2 separate regions of the Homo sapiens genome follow, and region 1 is linked to region 2. Evidence: chromatin loops called from intact Hi-C (ENCODE). Cell type or tissue: heart right ventricle. All regions are shown on one strand. Each heading gives the region's core, and the rest is flanking DNA. Links, peaks and the distances in the headings are about the cores only.

The links. Hi-C counts contacts between places; a loop is a spot of excess contacts. Peaks named below come from ENCODE experiments on the same cell type or tissue, not always from the same donor. Only the 100,000 strongest peaks of a DNase experiment are listed, where the experiment ranks them.
Region 1: it touches region 2 in a loop (2.9-fold over the local background); 17 of 110 quality-filtered maps call a loop at or near these places.

Annotation. Positions count from the first base shown.
Region 1 is chr4:114,209,356-114,218,896 of GRCh38, reverse strand. No RefSeq gene overlaps it. Among named protein-coding and RNA genes, the nearest start is that of ARSJ, 230 kb to the right of the region's middle. In heart right ventricle, for the core only: no CTCF peak of the experiment used is centred there; no DNase peak of the experiment used is centred there.
Region 2 is chr4:114,372,952-114,382,492 of GRCh38, reverse strand. No RefSeq gene overlaps it. Among named protein-coding and RNA genes, the nearest start is that of UGT8, 220 kb to the left of the region's middle. In heart right ventricle, for the core only: a CTCF peak has its summit at 3,989; no DNase peak of the experiment used is centred there.

The DNA of each region.
Region 1 (9,541 bases), core at 451-8,450, 160 kb after region 2:
CAGAATTATGTCATCTGCAAACAGGGATAGTTTGACTTCCTCTCTTCCTATTTGGATGCCTTTCTTTCTCTTGCCTGATTGCTCTGGCCAGGACTTCCAATACTACGTTGAATAGGAGTGGCAAGAGAAGACATCTTTGTCTTGTGCTGGTTTTCAAGGGAAATGCCTCCAGCTTTTGCCATTCAGCATGATGGTGGCTGTGGGTTTGTCATAAATGACTCTTATTATTAATATTTTGAGGTATGTTCTGTCTATACCTAGTTTACTGAGAGGTTTTTAACATGAAGAAATATTGAATTTTATTGAAAGCTATTCTGTCTCTTGAAATAATCATGTGACTTTGTGTGTTTACGTGTTGAATCATATTTATTGATTTGCATATGTTGAACCAACCTAGCATCCCACTAATAAAGTTTACTGGATTGTGCTGGATTAGCCTTTTGATGTCCTGCTGGATTTGGTTTGCTGGTATTCTGTTGAAGATTTTTGCATCAGTATTCAAGGATATTGGTCTGAAGTTTTCTTTTTTTTTCTTTTTCTTTTTTTTTTTCTGTGTCTCTGCCTTGTTTTGGAATCAGGAAGATGCTAACCTCATAGAATGAGTTGGGGAGAAGTCTCTCCTCAATTTTTTGGAATAGTTTCAGTAGGAATGGTACCACATCTTCCTTTGTATCTGGTATATATATCGGGTATTCAGCTGCAAATCTGTCTGGTCCTGGGCTTCTTTTCGTTGGTAGGCTGTTTATTACTGATTCAATATTGGAGTTGTTATGGGTCTGTTCAGGGAATCAGTTTATTCCTCGTTCAGTCTTGGGAGGGTGTATGTGTTCAGAAATTTATCCAGTTCTTCTAGATTTTCTAGTTTGTATGCAAAGAGGTGTTCATAGTCGTCTCTGCTGGTTATTTGTATTTCTGTGGTGACAGTGGTATTATCCCCTTTGTTGTTCCTAATTGTGTTTATTTGGATCCTCTCTCTTTTCTTTTTTATTAGTCTAGCTAGTGGTCCATCTAGTTTTTCAAAAAACTAGCTCCTGGATTTGTGGGTCTCTTGAATGTTTTTTTGTGTCTCAGTCTCCTTCAGTTCAGCTCAAAGTACTTCGTAGGGCGGTGGCAGTGGGATCCCTCCTCCTTCCCACCTGTCAGCAGCAGCAGCATAGGCAGTGTGGCAGGGTGCATGCTTTTGGGCTATGGCTGGGTGCTAGCAGGTGCCGGGTGCTGGCTTCCATGTGGGCATTCGCAGCAGTGGCAGTGGCAGAAGGGCTACAGGCATTGTGAGGCCCCACCAGGGACTGTGCATGCCTTCACTCCAGTGGTGATGTTAGCACAGGCGCGGGTCGCTGGTGTGTGCAGGACTGTGTGTGCCCTCTGTGGATGTTCATGCTGGCCGTGATAACTGCTCAGGGCAGGGACAGGTCCACTGTTCTCCATGCATAGTTTCATGACTTGCAGGTGGCAGTGTTGGCACAGAGCCTGTGCACTGGTGAGGAAAGGGCTGGAGGGCTCCCTGTTGCCAAGGACAACAGCAGTGCAGTGGGCAGTGGGGGTTGGGTACACTCAGGCCCACAGCAGTGGCACCATAGGGTGTAGGTGGCTCATGCACAGTGGTGGGAAAGAGAAGGCAAGGTCTGCCCACGCACACACACACCAGCAAAGCAATGTAGGGGGTGGCCATAGGCGAGTGCATGAAGATTAAACCACAGCACAGGGGAGGCTGCAGTGTGGGGAGGGCCCAGGCCAACTGGTGCATGCCTGCGGGCTGCTCTACTGCAGAGCTCAGGCAAGGTCCACCAGCACAAGAGCTTGGGGCCCCAAGGAGGTTCCTGGTCTCTGTACTAGGTGCAGTCAGGCTTGGGCCCTGAGAGAGGCCAGCCGACTGGGGGTGCTCAAGTTGGACTGGCCTCCTCTCATGGGCAAGACTGACTTGCAGAGTTCAGGCCCTACAGTTCCTCTAGGGCTAAAGTCTCCAATGACAGCAAGTCGAGGCTAGGGGGATGGGCATCCCTGGCCATGCTCCACCACTGGGTTCCACACTGGCTGAAGTTGTGCCCATACCACTTATCTAAGCAGCACTCCCTACCAAGTCAAGTTTCCATGGTGGTCAAAGGGTCTCTTCCTGCTGAGATTCCAGAGGCCAGTGAGGACAGCAGCTTGCTCCTTGCTCACTCAACTCACACCATCTGCAGGAGTCCCTGGAAGCCAGGAATGAGTGGTGGTGCACAGTAGCCCTGGGCAGGGTACCCAGCTTCCTCCCCCTTCAGCTTAGCATCTGTCTTCCCTCCTTGCTCTCAGTGCCTTTCCTCTGAAGATCTGCTAGGAGTGGCAAGTCTTCATGATGTCCCAGCCCCTCAATGGGAGATGTTCCCTCTGGTTGCATCTATTTGGCCATCTTGGAGCAGGAGCCAGGATTTCAATATAAGCTGATAATCTATTATCTTAAACTCATTCTATTTTCTTCTTGATGAAACTATCTTAAGAAAGAATCTAATTCGTTTGAAAATGTACCTTAGTGATAATTCCTCATAATGGGCTGACAGCAAAAATAGACTATTGTTTATAGTTAAGTTTGCCTCCTGTCTTGTAAGCAGTGAACATTAACCAACAGTATTCTCAGTAGCCATAGTTACTATTTTGAGTAAAGATCATTTAAATGGTAAAGGACTACTAACACTTAAAAATCTCACATTAATTAGAAGAATAAGATCCATATTTCTCAATCATCCCAAGATTAAGAAGAATAATTGATATGGTTTGAATGTGTCCCCTAAAGTTTATGTACTGGAAACTTGATCCTGAATGTGGTATATTAGAAGGTGAGGTCTAACAGGAGGTGTTTTGAGTCACGAAGGCACCACCCTCATGAATGAATTAATACCAGTAATCATGGGATGTCTTTGTTATCATGGGAGTGGGTTTCTTATAAAAGGACAGTTGGGCCCCCTGTTACTCCCTCTCACTCATGTGATGCCTTCTGCCATGTATAACACAAGAAGAATGCCCTGACCAGATACCAGTGCCTTGGTTTTGAAATTCCCAGTCTCCAGAATTGAGAGGAAATAAATGGATTTCTGTTCTTTAGAAATTACCCAATCTCATATTCTGTAATAGCAGCACAAAACTAAGACAATAATACTACTCTCTCTCTCTCTCTGTGTGTGTATGCACATGCATGTGTACGTGTACAGATGTTAACATACTCTGCTGGTGGAAATCTGAATTAGAATAACTTCATTGAAGGCAAAGTTGGCAATTTTATTGGACTTTTCTATGTCACCAGAAATTCCTCTCAACCCCACCTGTCACTTTTGATACCACTGCTAGTTTTGTTCAGGTACAGTTAACAACCTTTTACATCTGGCTTTACTGCATCTTTCTTGCTTTGAGATATGAGCTTCTGTGATGACCAGGTGAGGGTTTTCAAAGGCATCCTTCTCTGCGAAGTCTGCAAGTGAGAGGGAGTTAAAATCTGAAGGGCCACCCTTAACTAATGGGGAAAGAAGCAAATTTATGCCATGGGAGAAAGCACTGAGAATCATTTCCTACATTTTATCATACGGTTGCTAGCAGATCTAGCACCAGAGATTGAAGTGGTGCCTCTGAATAATATATTCTTATTTCCTTTTGATACAGTTTTCCTTTTGATATACATTTCCTTTTGATATAGTTTGGATGCCCCTTCCAAATCTTGTACTGAGATGTATTCCCCAGTGTTGGAGGTGGGACCTGGTGGGAGGTGTTTTGATCATGTGAGTGGGTCTATCATGGCCTAGTGATGTCCTCCGTGGTGGTGAGTTCTTTTGAGATCTGGCTGTATAAAGTGCGTGGCACTTCCCCACTCTCTCTCTCTCGCTCCTGCTCTCACAGTATGAGACATCTGCTCTTCCTTTGCCTTCCACCATGATTGGAAGCATTCTGAGGCCCCACAAGAAGCCAAGCAGATGCCAGCGCCATACTCCCTGACAGTTTGCAGAACTGTGAATTAATTAAACCTCCTTTCTTTATAAATTACTCAGTCTCAGGTATTTCTTTGTAGCAACGCAAGAATGAATTAACACACTTTTCCTCTTTGTTTTACTATCCTGTCCTGCATTCCTGCTTCCTCGGATTATATTTCCAAATTAATCATGTGCACCCAAGCCTTCGTCTCATGCCTGACAATTAGGAGAATGAAGGCTAAGAAACAGTAACATATAAAAATGTAAGGGTGCACAACTTTTGTTCTTGTAATTCCACTTTTTAGAACTTCTCCAAAAATGAAGGAGAAAGAATGAGGAGACAGAAAAAAATCTATGTTTAACTATGAAACATCTCTTTATATCTCTAGTTTCTTAATTGCTGTAGCCTCAACTTTTGCATAAAGATTGTCTTTTAGGTCAATGTAGCTCTTTCCTTTAGAAAGTCTTCAGTTTGTTAATACCATTGGGAAAACTATGACCAAGTTTTGACATTGTTATTAAACAGATGTCTAAATACAATGAAGATATTGCTGAATGCCTATGTCTGCAATGCTTATAATAACAACCATAACTTTAAGTACACTTTTATTGTCTTCCTTTGTTTATGAATGTGTTTTGATTTAACTAGAAAAGTAACAGAAAAAAACTTTTACAATTTATAATTAATTTGAGGTTCAGTGGAAGATTTACAGATCCTGTGAACAGAATATAAGTATGTGTGGTTATTTGTTTTTATGTGTGGTAATTTTATTTTTTTTTATAAATTCTCATAAACTAAAATAGATTAGATAACAAATATTTTCACAAACCAATGTTTATTCACATCAATCTTTATCTTCAGCAAATTAAAATAAAGTATTACTGGGAATGATTTTATTTTACACAAGAAATGAAAGTAAAGATGTTGATAATTATTATTTAGCGTATGACAGCAACAGTTCCAAGAATCCTTTTAAAGCTTAAAAAGTCTGAAATAACAGTGTTACATTAGTAAAGTGTTTCTGCAGACACTTGCAATATAAAGAAACATAATGGAGAGGTCTAGAAATAGAAACGTTAAAGAAAGTTTACTTAGAATAATCAATTTTACAAGTTTTCTTCAAGTCAGCTGTCCAGGGAGTTGACCAATTACTTTTTTTTTTGTTTGTTTGAGACAGAGTCTCTCTGTGGCCCAGGCTGGAGTGCAGTGGTGAGATCTTGGCTCACTGTAAGCTCCGCCTCCGGGGTTCACACCATTCTCCTGCCTCAGCCTCCCAAGTAGCTGGGACTACAGGTGCCCACCACCACGCCTGGCTAATTTTTTGTATTTTTAGTAGAGACGGGGTTTTACCAGACCAATTACTTTTAAAATGTTGTAGATAATAAAATGTGTCTAAGTTTCTGTGAAATTCATATTTTAGTGACTTTGTTGCCTTTATTCTTTGTCCCTATTTATTTTCTTAATTATAAATGAGGTTAAAATTTTTTAATATAGTTGTTAAATATTGTTACTTTGTTTTGTCAACTTTCTTGTATGTCCCTTGCATATGTTTTCAAAGGGTCTTTTCTTTTTATTTTCAAGAGTTCATTTTATACTAAGAAAATTACCAAATGTCAAAATAGAATTTTTTAACACTTGGTTAGTTCATTAACAAGCTAACTATATATTTGAGACATGTTTATCTATTTGTATATAAGTCATCTTTTTAACTTTTCAAAGCTGTATGTTGACACTTCTTTTCTGTCAAGTGAATGGCAACATTTTTTTCTAATTTTTCAGTTGTCTTTTGACTTATGTAAAACCTTATAAGATTTCATTGGCTTATATAATTAAAAATATTTTGTATAATTTGTTCATTGTTATCTTTGTGAATCTGAGATTTGGGGACATACTTAGAAATTACATCTCTTCCTGCAAAACTATTTAAAAAATTGAACACTAGCCTTTTCCAGTATGTTATGGTCTCTCATTTTGAATATTTACATCTTTCCTCTTTCAGAAATTATTCACAGATATGAAAGTAAGTAATCTGCTTATATTTTATCTAATATCTATCAATCTTTACATTTATTTTACACTTGTTAAATAACTCACCTTTACATCTCTGGAATAAAATGGCAATTTTTAAATATTCTACATGTCCATGTGTCTTTAGACATGTTTCTGTTCCATTTTTCTGTCTATCTAATCAAAAACAAGCGTCATCCTACTTTAGTGGCTAAAGCCCTACTTCTAGCGTTATTCTCTGGCACAGCTAACTCTATCCTGCTCCGCACTCAGCTTTGCAGGTCTCCTGACTATTCTTCCATGTATATCATTCCAGTTGGCCATTATATTAATATATAATCATATAAATTTAAAAATGTCTTGTTTTTATTGGGATGGCATATTTTACAAATTAATTTAGAAATAATTCACATCTTTACAACAGGAAAAATTATTATCCAAATATTAGGAGTGTCTTCCAATGTATTCAAGTATGTCTTGTCCCTTCCCGTTATTTGGAGCAAGACAAAATTATTATAATAGTCTTTCAAGAATTCTTATTTTTAATTTATTTATTCTTTATGCCATTTTTGTTGCTCCTGTTTTCTACTTTATTAGAAGCTTGTACTTTTGATAAAGTATGCATTGAATAAAACTTCTTAAATATTATGAAGCAAAAATCTAGCAAAGCTCATTCAAAGTGGTTAAGTGCTCAAGTCATTACAAATAGAATGAACTAAGGATGCTTGCCATCACCATTTTTATTCAATACCTTTTGGATGTCTTAGCAAATTTTTAGAATCAGGTAAAAACATTACTTTTATACATTATGGCCAAGAATAGATAAAACTAATTTTCTTTAATGACAACATGTGAAGTCACTGCTAATTGTCTACCAATGGATAGTCTCACCATTCTTATTTGCTGAAAAATCACACGTCTATTTAATACCCTCCTATTTTCCTGTTACTCATGGTGATGTACTGTCAGTATAAGCCAATCATGGGAATTCCATCTGCCTTCTAGGTTACTGGTTTTGGTGTAGGTATGTGACATAATTATAGTCAATGCGACAGTAGGAGAAATTTGCTGAGAATATTTGAGGAAAATATTTTTCTCAATTTCAAAAGAAATACTAAGGAGAAAATTATCTCCCTGTGTGTGGCCTGTGTATATTAATGTGATAGTAATATAATGGGTGACACATTAAACTGCAGTCATCGCATGACAATGAGTAGAGCTAGCTGGAAGGAAGCTACACACTGACAGGCAGAGATGAAAGGTCGCAGGACCCAGGTCCTTGTGCTGCTGAACTAAACAACCTTAGATATCTGTCTGTAAGATCTTTTTGGGTGACAAAACTAATTTTCCTCATGGTCTAAACCTATTGAACTGGGATTTTGTTTCTATTACTTGCAGCTAAGAATATATTGATATTTATTTACACTTAGAAAATTCCAATTACTACTATTGACATCAATACTGCAGAAATCAAAACTACTAAACAGAATAAGAAAATGTTGGAAGATGTCCATAGGGGACACTTGTGGAAAACATGCTTTTCTCCTCAGGCACAATATCCAGATCTCTATTGTCCTCAGTGGTCCCAGGCATCCAAAGTATGCTGGTTCCTTGTCAGCACTTAGAGGCTGGTTTCAGTCCTTTCAGTATTTCCTTTTATAATTCTGGCTAACATACTTAGCTATTATCTATATATTTAGATATAAGTTATAGTTCCTTTTAATTCTTGAATTGAAATAAAATAAATTGATTACATTATGCTTGCTTTTTTTCTAGTCTTCTCACACTCTCATTTTCAAATTATTATTTTTACATTTTAATGTTAACAATACAATAGTCTTTTCCATAACCAGAATTCCTACAAGTTTGACCTTTATTCTGTAGTTAAAAATCATCAAGGCATTTTCACCTCTTTTCACCTCTCCGTTATATCATGGCTTCTCCATTCCAGTTATTTATTTTGATGCAACTTCTGATTAAATAGATTATGGCATCGAGTAGTTTTAATTTTCAATAATGATTCAAGTAAACTAAATTTCTCAACTTCTTTTGTGTTTCATGTTTGTCATTCTTATATTTAAACAGCTTTTCTAGTTACACAATTAGATTATCAGTTATTTGCTGCATGTGCCACTATCTTCTAGCACTGAAGAAGTAAGGCTGTGGCCAGCCTGATTTTGTCTTTATCATGAGTTGCCAAGTTATCGTGAGGTTTTTTTTTTTCTGTAGAAATCCAGAATTTTCTATTTATTTGAAATAACAGTAACTTTACCAAGTTATTTCCAGAGATTAGTTTCTCTTTATCAGTTTTGCCTGGGACACAATGTGTTTTATTCAATAAATGTTTCTTTTATAAGATAGTTGACAATTCTGTTGAGTTTTTTTCTGTTTATTTTTTAGGAAAAATAAGAAAGCATAAATTGAATCTTTTATCTACCTTTATACTTATATACAGCTTGAATATTTCTAAATCTGAAAACCCAAAATCAGAAATGCTCCAAAATTCACAACTTTTTGAGTGTCAGCATAATGCTACAAGTCACAAATTTCACACCTGATTACATGTGATAGGTCATGTCAGAGGCAGGCATAAAACACAGTTTATTCAACATCCCCAAGGGACCAAAGACCCTCCCAGTCCTGTTCAATTGCAGTATATCTTTTCTGCACATGCCTAGATTCCCCCATGCAAGCACACCCACAAAAGGTGTGGGTGCAGACTGGACACACCAATGGCAAGTTTCCCATAATTCTCCACATGAGGTCAAGACCTGTGTGCTTTCCTCACTGTGTTTCTTTGCTTATTCTCTACTTGGTGATATAAAGCTATTGTTGAAAATACAGGGGCAAAAAAGCCTGCAGATACCTCTGTAGATAACAGTGATAAGAGAAGGAGGAAGCATTTATGTTTATAGCACGGAAAGTCAAACTGCTGAAGAAACAACAGTGGTATAAGTATAAAACATCTTTCAGAAGAGTATGGTGTTGAAATGACCATCATACATGATTTGAAGCAACAGAGGATAAACTGTTGAAGGTCTCTTCTGTGCTGAAAGTGTTAAACAGAAGTTAATTAAAAATAGAAAACACTACAGAAAGCTAAAAATGAAGATCCTGGTTATGTATTAAAAGAATGCCTCCATCACAGTTTCAGTGCACACATGCCACTTCATGGTATGCTGATTATGAAACAAGCAAAGAACCATTACTATGAACTGAAGAGAACTGTGAATATTCAACAGGATGGCAGCAGACATTTTTTTAAAAAGACTTGGCAGTACATGTTAAAAGATTTGTGGTGGTAAACCATTTGCTGATTGTGAAGCAGTGGGAGAATCCATTAACAAGTTTGCCAAGGTCACTGCTGATGAAAATCTGACACTAGAATAAGCCTGTGATATTGACGAAACATCACTGCTTTGGTGTTACTATCCCAGAAAGACACTGACTACCACTGATGAGACCGCCCCTACAGGAATTAAAAATGCTCAAGAGAGAATAACTGTGCTGGGATGTGCTAATGCAGCAGGCCTGACTATGTGTAAACTTGCTGAGATAGGCGAAAGAGTCCTCTCTCTTTTCAAGGAGTTAACTTCTTACC
Region 2 (9,541 bases), core at 779-8,778:
AGTGTTCAGATATATAGGTTATTGTCACATTAAACTTAATTTATTTCAAATCAGGTAAAACAAACTTTGAGAAAAGCAAATGTTCAGCATGCAAACACTTCTACTTCTAGAACTTGTACATGTTTCTCAGTTTCAAACTTTGAGCACATCTATGACTCTTACATCCCTTTAAATCCTACATTGAACCAATTGCTATAATTTTTCCCTTCAAAGGCAGCTGACATTAATTCATTGTGCTTTGTTTTCTTCTCTGGCTTCTGATTACAAACCCTTGTTTTATTATTTGATTATTGGAATATTTTTCTAACTGAGCATTCCCTGTTTAAACAAGCCTGCCTACCACTGCTAGATAAATTTTCCTTAAAATCTATTTTCAGTATCTCATTATTTGGTTAAAAATATGAACAATAGAAAGAAAAGATGCTTCTTAAGTATTCTTAAGCAAGTTAAAAAAGAAAACTCCAACTGAGAAAGTATGTTTGCAATATGTTTAATGAACTGGTGTTTAAACTAGCTACTACATGAGGGATGCTTGCAGTTCAGTAAGCAAGTGACTCTAAAGAAAAATGGAAAAAAAGTGTACAGTATAAAATCATTTTGAAATAAAATTAATGTACATAAATAGGATACATAAGCCCCAAATGCTAATGGTGGTTTTTTTCTAGGAGATGGAATCATGATTGATCTTTCTTTTCTAATGTAAAAATCTTTTAAAATATGGAATATTTTAGATAAAATGAGTTTTTAATTGTAAAAATAAATGTTATATCTATTTTAAAGAGAATATCTGAGAATTGCAGACTCCGTAAATTTCTAACATGGTAGTCCATGTACTGTCAGGTGCTCCATTTCCCTTCCCTCCCTCACAAAACCCACATACTCTGGAGGCTCTAGCAGGGAGGACAGTTATTTCTGTACCATGGCTGCACAGCTCTTCAGTGTTTGGGTTCATGACCTTTTTCAACATGCAGCTTCAGGGAAGACACACACAATGTCAACCAGGCAGACCAAATACCATCTCAATCCAGACAATAACAGGGTGACAGATTTCAGAGTTAGAGTCCCCTCATATTCAAATGAAGTAGTTATATTTAAGGATATTATAATATATTAAAGGATTCATGTTTATGAACCAAAACATAAAAACATGTATGCTATATATAAAAGTATACTTAAAGGAAAAATGAAGTACCATGTTTTAAGTTGGAGTTAGCTTAGATTATCTGAGATAACAATTGGCTTAGAGACATCTTCAGAGAGTGGTAGAAAAATTGCTTTCCTTCTCCCTACCTCCCCCCATCTTGCAGAAACAATGAGAAAAAATAGGGTAAAGAATTCTTAAGAAATTGAGGGGATCATACCAAAAAAATAACGTATTTCTTAAAGGAATCTAATATATCAACATTTTCAGAGTGAAATCACAGAATTTGAAAAAAGATGTCACTTTTTTAGTGCATACCATATGCTAGGTACCTTCTTATACATTAATTTCCTTGAAGCTACATATCCATTCCATAGAATATATATAGAAAAGAGTTTAGTCTAGCTAGTTTCGCAGAAATAATAAAGGAAATTAAATATCTCCTAGAATCTCTAGGAGAGCTGAAGAATGAGACTTGGATGCTGCACTGACAGAAATAGTACAGGAAGAAAAAACTCCAAACTAAGCTTTACTCATAAAAATTATTCTGAGAAGTTAAAAAGAATAAAAGAAAGCATTATAAATGGTATTATAAGAAATTGCAAGTACATCAGAAAACATATTCAATATCTGCTTTCAACTTTTAAATGTGATCTTCAACCAAGTTCAGGGTCATTGTAGGTAGTCAGAAGAAATATGTGTCCTTCACACGTACTGACATTAATTTTAGTTCTAATGATATTTAAACAAATTCAAAAAATTACAAGACAACCAGAAAAGTGATCAATTAAGTTATCAATTAACAGAGTAGAATAGGCTAAATTATTCACTCACAATTACATGTTTTCTCCTTACCTTTGCCATGCTTTCTCATAAGCAGGAAATAAACCCTCTGCCCCACTGATGCTGGTGTTGGGCTTAGCCATGTCATTTGATTTGTCCAATGGAGTGTGAGTGGAGTAACGTACACCCGTTCAAACAGAAGCTTTAATTGACTTGTCTGGGTTGACTCTGTCCCATCTGAACAGTTGTTCTCTGCCAGGAGAATATCATGTCTCAGATGATGACTCCCTCAGAAAAATTCCAGGAGTGAGAGAACTCATGGAGCTGGGTTAAATCCAGTGGGGTGTGTAGCCCCCACTGGATTTAACCCAATACACACAATAAAAAGTGTGTATTGACAGAACCACGGAAATTTTGGGTTTGTTTGTTGTCATGGCAAAAGCCAGTTAATATACAGGGAAACACAATAGTTTAAAGTATGGTCAAATTTAGAAGTTTCTGGATTAGGAATCAGTGGCAATGGAAAATTCCTAAGATTAAATGCTCCTTTTTGAATTAATTTTGCTTTCAGATACCATAACTGTAAATTTATTTCTCCTGACCAAAAAATACCTTATTGCAAAAGAAGAGGGGTCTATTGTACAGGGACCTTGTTGTAGTAAAACAGAGTGTGTGTGTGGGTATATATATATATCTCCAGGTATCCATGTATCTATCTATCTATCGATCTATCTATCTATCTATCTATCTATCTATCTATCTATCTATCCATCTATCTTTCTAGAGAGATAGATAAATCTATATCTATATATCACTTTTTATATAATATATGAACATCTTCAGATAATTTCCTGGGTTCCATGTTATAATAGTTCTTGTTAATCATAATCAGTTTTTGATATAAGAAAAATTGAATATAGAATTCAGAAGTGATTAAAATTAGTACAAACTACTTCAAAACAATGCTAAAATTTCTGTGAACTGAAGTCTAAGATTGCTCGGCATGTTTGAATAAGGCAAAGTTGTTTTTTGTTTATTTGTTTGTTGTTGTTCTCAGATAAGAGGGGGATAGTTACTTTATATCCAAATCCTTACAAAATCTTACTTATTGCTGATCCTCTCTCAGTTTATTTAATTTTGACTAACCAAACCAAATTGTTGTTGTTCAGTGAAGACACATTAGCCTAAAAATCTGTCAATACTAGTATCAAGTGAGTGATTGACTGAGATCGACTGAATTGATGAGAAAGAAAAAAAACCCTAAAACTATAATACAGATTTATTTATTCCTATCATGAACATGACTTCACAATTGCAAGTGCTGGGTTATAAACAAGTTTAAAATTTATTTAAAAAGCAATGCAGCAAATGGTCGTGTTGAGGAGATAGTGGATGTATATTCATAGGAAAATATAAAAACAAATGGGCTAATGTTTTGTGAATGTATACACTCAGGATAAATTTTCCAGTGAAAACATTGTATACAGACCCAGAAAGTGCTTTATCTCAAAAAAGTGTGGACCAGTAAGAAAATAATGTGCTCTGGACAAAGCCATTAGATTCAACAGGCAGCTCTGTTAATGATGAAGACTACTTTAGGAAATACATATCAAAAGCTTAAATAAAATAGTTCAAGGAATGTGAAAAAGTATATTTTTATAGTAGTAAAGTAATTACATAATAATTTGTGATTATAAATATGTTAATTTATTTGATGAAGTAAATATTAAAAGTTGATATTGTTGAAGTTAATTAAGATGGAGACCATGCCTGAAAAAAATCCCTGAGCTGACAAACCCAATTAGAGCTCATAAGTTACCTCAACCTTGCTCGATTTGCAAACATAAGTGAAACAACCTGAGGTGTTTCTTGTAAATGCCTGTATTAACGAAAAACAGAACTCAATCTCAATCAATCAGAAGCAGCCAATTAACATATTATAATTAGCAACTTTCTAAGAAAAGAAACCAAATAAAGCAACTGTACAACTGTAATCAGTCAAATGTCTTATTTTCTTTTACCTCAATGATAGGATTGTAAAAGCTTCCCTGTTGCATTTCACTTGGTGGAGCTCTCAGATCACTTCTGGTTTGGAGCCGCCCGGTTAATGAATCATTGTTAGCTGCAATAAATTTTTTAAAATAGTATTGTGTTTCAGTTTACCTTTTAAATAGTATTTACAATTATATATACAAAATTAGATGTTAATATGGTAAAGTTAGTGAAAAAAACTTCTTTCTGGATCTTTTCCTTGGGAAAATAAAAGATGACTTTATGTTTTAGGTTAACTCAGCAGGAATGCATGGTACCTAACTTCATTCTGAACCATATTCCTTTAACATTTACCACCTTCTATTAATTAATCCCTCACCTATTTTCCACCAAAGATTAGTTCACTCACTTAAAAATTAACAAGTCTAGAACGTAATTTACAAGAAGAGATGTCTCCTAACTTCAGAAGCCTAAAGGTTTGATAAAAGGAGTTCTTCTTTAATGATTTTAACATGCATGATGATTTTCCTTTTGATTAATAAAGAAAAAGCTAGAATTTAAGAGCCAAAGGGTAAGCTATCACATCAGGCTCTGGCCAATCCTATGCTAATTAGGAAATTGCAGAGCCAATTAAGCAAGCGATGATTAGACTGTTGTCACTGGTCAAAGAAAGCAGCTAAATTGGTTTCTTTTGACTACCACATTTTAAACTGAACCTCCATTAAAACCACAAAGAGACATTTCTTTGAAAATGATTTTAAAAAAAGGATTTAAAAAACTAGATAATCTCTTTAGGGGATACTTTCTCCCAAAAAAGTGTTAAAGTTCTGAATGTGTAGGTTGCCTTTCACTAATAAGTGAAGACATACAAATAGAAAATACTTTCCCATTGACCAATGAGTAGATTAATAAGAACCCATGTGGGTTATTTCTTCTGGAATAATGCCTAATAAGGCTGTCAAAGTTACACTGGTGTCTTAATCCATTTTATGTTGCTATATAACAGAACACTTGAAGCTGGGTAATTTATAAAGAATAGAGGCCATGTGTGGTGGCTCACGCCAGTAATCCCAGCACTTTGGGAGGCCGAGGCGGGTGGATCACGAGGTCAGGAGTTCAAGACCAGCCTGGCTGAGATGGTGAAACCTTGTCTTTACTAAAAATACAAAAAATTAGCCGGACATGGTGTTGGATGCCTGTAATCCCAGCTACTCGGGAGGCTGAGGCAGATAATTGCCTGAACTCAGGAGGCGGAAGTTGCAGTGAGCCGAGATTGCGCCACTGCACTCCAGCCTGGGCGACAGAGCGAGACTCCATCTCAAAAAAAAAAAAAATGAAATTTATCGCTTATAGTTCTAAAGGCTGGAAAGTCCAAGGTCAAGGGGCCTTCATCTGGCTAGGGCCTTCATCATCTCGTGACGTGGCATCATCTCATGGTAGAATGCAGAAGAGCAAGAAGGCGTGTGTGTGTGTATGTGTATGTGTGTGTGTGTGAGAGAGAGAGAGAGAGGAATGGTGCTGAACTCATTTTTTAAAAAATCAGGAACCCACTCCCAACATAACAAACTCATTCCCTTAATAATTGCGTTAATCTATTCATGAAGGCAGAGTTCTCATTACTTAATCACCTCTTAAAGGTCCCACGTCTCACTCAACATTGTTGCATTGGGGATTAAGTTTCCAACACATGAACTTTGTAGGACACATTCAAACCTTAGACCCACGACCTCTCCAGTAAAACGTAATCAGGCATAAAATAATCAAGATTCCCTTGGGACCTACCTGCAAAAATTTAACTCTCAACACTTCAGATAAGTTTAGTCCAGTATTTTATTTTAAAGAATGAATTTTTTGAAGCACTCTTTTAGGATATAATTTTAATCCAAAAACTTTTCTAAAAGTTGAGTATGTTTGTAAGTTTGTTTGGCTCCCACTCTCATCTCTGATATTTTCTCTTGAGCAGCTAATTAAAATCCCAGAAAAGTCATCCCCCAGCCAATCCGTTGTTTCTTCACATCTATGGAAGATATGACATACATGCCTGACTAGGGTGCCCTAGAGCTTTGCTGTTTAAAGTGTGGTCTATGATCAAGAGTTGCTGACTAGAAATGCAGACTCTTAAGCCACACCTCTGACATTCTGTATCAGAATATGTATTTTTATCTTAATAAAAATAGGATGGATTTATTTCTGGGTCCTCTATTCTGTTCTGTTGTCTCTGTTTTTATACCAATACCATACTATTTTGGTTATTTTTGCTTTGTAGTAATGATAATAATATTTTAATAATAATGTTTTCAGGTAATATTAATACATAATATAATAAAGCGATATTAATAATAATTATTTAATATTTTAAAGTCAGTAGTGTGCTGCCTCCAGTTTTGTTCTTTTTTGTTGTTGTTGTTCAAGTTTGTTTTGGCTATTTCAGGTCTTTGTGATTCCATATACACATTAGATTTCTTTTTCAATTTCTGTGAAAAATATCATTGATATTTTAATGGGGATTGCACTGAATCTGTAGATTACTTTCGGTAATATGAACATTTTAACAATATTAATTATTCCAGTCCATGAACATGAAATTTATCTTTCAATTTATTTGTGTTCTTTTCAATTTATTTCATCAACATTTTAAAATTTTCTTTGAGGAGCTCTTTTACCCTCTCGGTTAAATTTATCCCTAGCCATTTCTTGTTTTGTAGCCATTGCTAGTTGCATTGCTGTCTTGATTTCTTTTTCAGATAGCCTGCTGTTGGCATGTAGAAACACTACTGATTTGTGCATTTATAGCAAACTGATTTTCAACATAGGTGCAAAAAACACACATTGGGGAAAGGATGGTCTTCTCAATAAATGATGCTGAGAAAACTGCACATCCATATCTAAAAGAACAAAGCTAGACATATATCTCTCACCACAAAAATCAATTGAAAATTGATTAAAGACTTAAATATAAGACCCAAAACTATAAAACTACTCAAAGAAAACAGGGAAAACACTTCATGACATTGCTTTGGATAAAAGTGCTTAATAAGACCTCAAAATCATAGGGACAGAAACGCAAAAATAGACAAATGGGATTATATCAAAATAAAAGCTCCTACACAGCAAAGGAAATAATCAAAGCGTCAAGAGACAACATGCAGAATGGGAGAAAATATTTACAAAATATGCATCCGACAAGGGCTAATATCCAGAATATATAAGGAACTCAAACAACTCAATAGTGAAAAGCCAAATAATCTGATTTAAAAATGAGCATGAGATACAAATAGACATTTCTCAAAAGAAGTCATACAAGTGGCCAACAGTTATGTAAAAATGCTCAACATCTTTGATTATCAGAGAAATGCAAATCAAAACCACAATGAGCTATTACTTCAACCTAGTTTTAATGGCTACTATGAAAAAAGACAAGAAAATAACAAATGCTGGTGAGGGTGTGGAGAAAGGAGAACTCCTACACAGTGTTGATGGAGGTGTAAAGGAGTATAGCCATTATGGACAACAGTATAAAGGTTCCTCAAAAAATTTAAAATGAAGCTACCATATGATCCAATAATTTTACTACTGGGTATATAGCCAACGGAAATGGAATTAGTATGTCAAAAAGACATCTGCATTTTCATGTTTATTGCACTGCTATTTACAATCCCAAGATATGGAATCAACCTAAGTGTTTCTCAACAGATGAATGTGTTAAATAAATGTGATACACGATGGGATACTATTCAGCCACAAAAATAACAAAATCTTGTCATTTACAAAAACATGGGGGACCTAGAGGACATTATGTTAAGTGAAATAAGGCAAACAAAGAAGGATAAATAGTGCACGATCTCATTCATATGTGGAATCTAAAACACTTGATGTCATAGGAGTAGAGAGTAGAATAGTGGTTACCAGGGACTGGGGAGAGTGCAGAGTGAGGGTATAGAAATAAATTAGTTAAAACAAAATTACAGTTAGATAGAAGGAATAAGTTCTGGTGTTCTATTGCACAGTAGAGTGATAACAATAAAAAAGTAATGTATTGTATACTTTAAAATAGCTAAAAGAGATGACTTTGAGTGTTCTCACAACAAAGAAATGACAAGAGGCTGAGGTGACGGATATTGCTTACTACCCTGATACAATGTATATATATGTTTATATATATATACACATACACATATATATAAACATCACAGTGTACCCCATAAGTCATACAATTATTACAAGCCAATTAAACACAAAATAAAACTTATTTGACAAACAGAAATGTCCCTTTGGTTTTTCACTTTAACGTTTGAGAAATAATCCTCTTGATTTTGTTTTTTTGTTGTTAATCTTTAATGCAGTGGTTCTAGCCCTATTTGCACATTACAATTACCTTGGGAAACTTCTGAAATTTCCAGTCCTGATGCCTAGGCCATACACCTGATTACATCAGAATTATTGGAGGTGAGTCCAGCCATCACTGTATTTTTAAAGTTCCCAGGTGATTACAATGTGCCACCAAGTATGAATCAGAATCACTTGATGAGCTTGTGAAAACACAGATTTGGGACCTCGATGTCCAGTTTCTAATGTATTAGGTAATGGTTGGGGTATAATATGTTATATTTTTAACAACTTCCAAATTGCTGCTGCTCTAATGACCGTGCTATGAGAACCACCAATTTAGAGGGTGTGATTTGAGGGTGAAATTTTAAAAAATTATTGTCCAGGAAAAAAATGTTACTCTATTTCCAGCTAACACCTTGATATTACCTTATAAAAATTAATGAATTTACTATTTATATCTTTACTCTGAAACCTACGTCTCTACTATGCTTCAGAAATCCAGTCATAGAGCTATACCATAGATTTTTCAGCACCCAGAACAGTTCCATTTTTAAAAAGTCACTTTCTACTAGATAACTACACCTGAACAGAACACTACTTAATAACTCTTGCCAATGTGTTCCTCCTGCTAGTTTTTTATCTCACTAAATGACATCACCATTTACCCAAGATATCTAGTCTATCATGTCCCACAGTTATCTGTGATTCTTTTTTCTCTTATGTACAGTATTTCAACAAGTTGTACTGATCACTTTTCTGAAACCCTCTTAATTATATTTCCTCTTCTCCTTATTAACAGAGCAACCAGCTCAGTCTGTCTCTTTTTAGATTATCCTCATCTCCTTACCCCGTCCTTACCCAGTCAGTCGTTGACTGAACTGCTGAAAGACAAACTGCTTGTCACCCACAAATCTTGTCCTCATACTTAAAAATGTCAGTATTTTTTCATGACCCATAAAATAAAGTCCAAAAGTAATATGACATTCAGAATAATCCCACAATCTGAACCCTAAGTCTACTTTTTCAATCTATTCCCCACAAATGTTCTTCATAAGCCTGCTGAATTTTCAAACCACTAAATTTCTCATTGTTCCATGAAGATGCTATTTTCATTCCTTTGCATATATACAAGCAACAAAAATATATACATGTTATATATACATATTATATAGAATATATAGAACTAGAAAACCCTTTATTGTTACTCTTCTTTCAAAATTCAACTCATCTTCAAGACTCAGATCTCACATTCTTTTAATGCAAAGTCTTCCTCAATACTCTCCAGAAGAATTAACA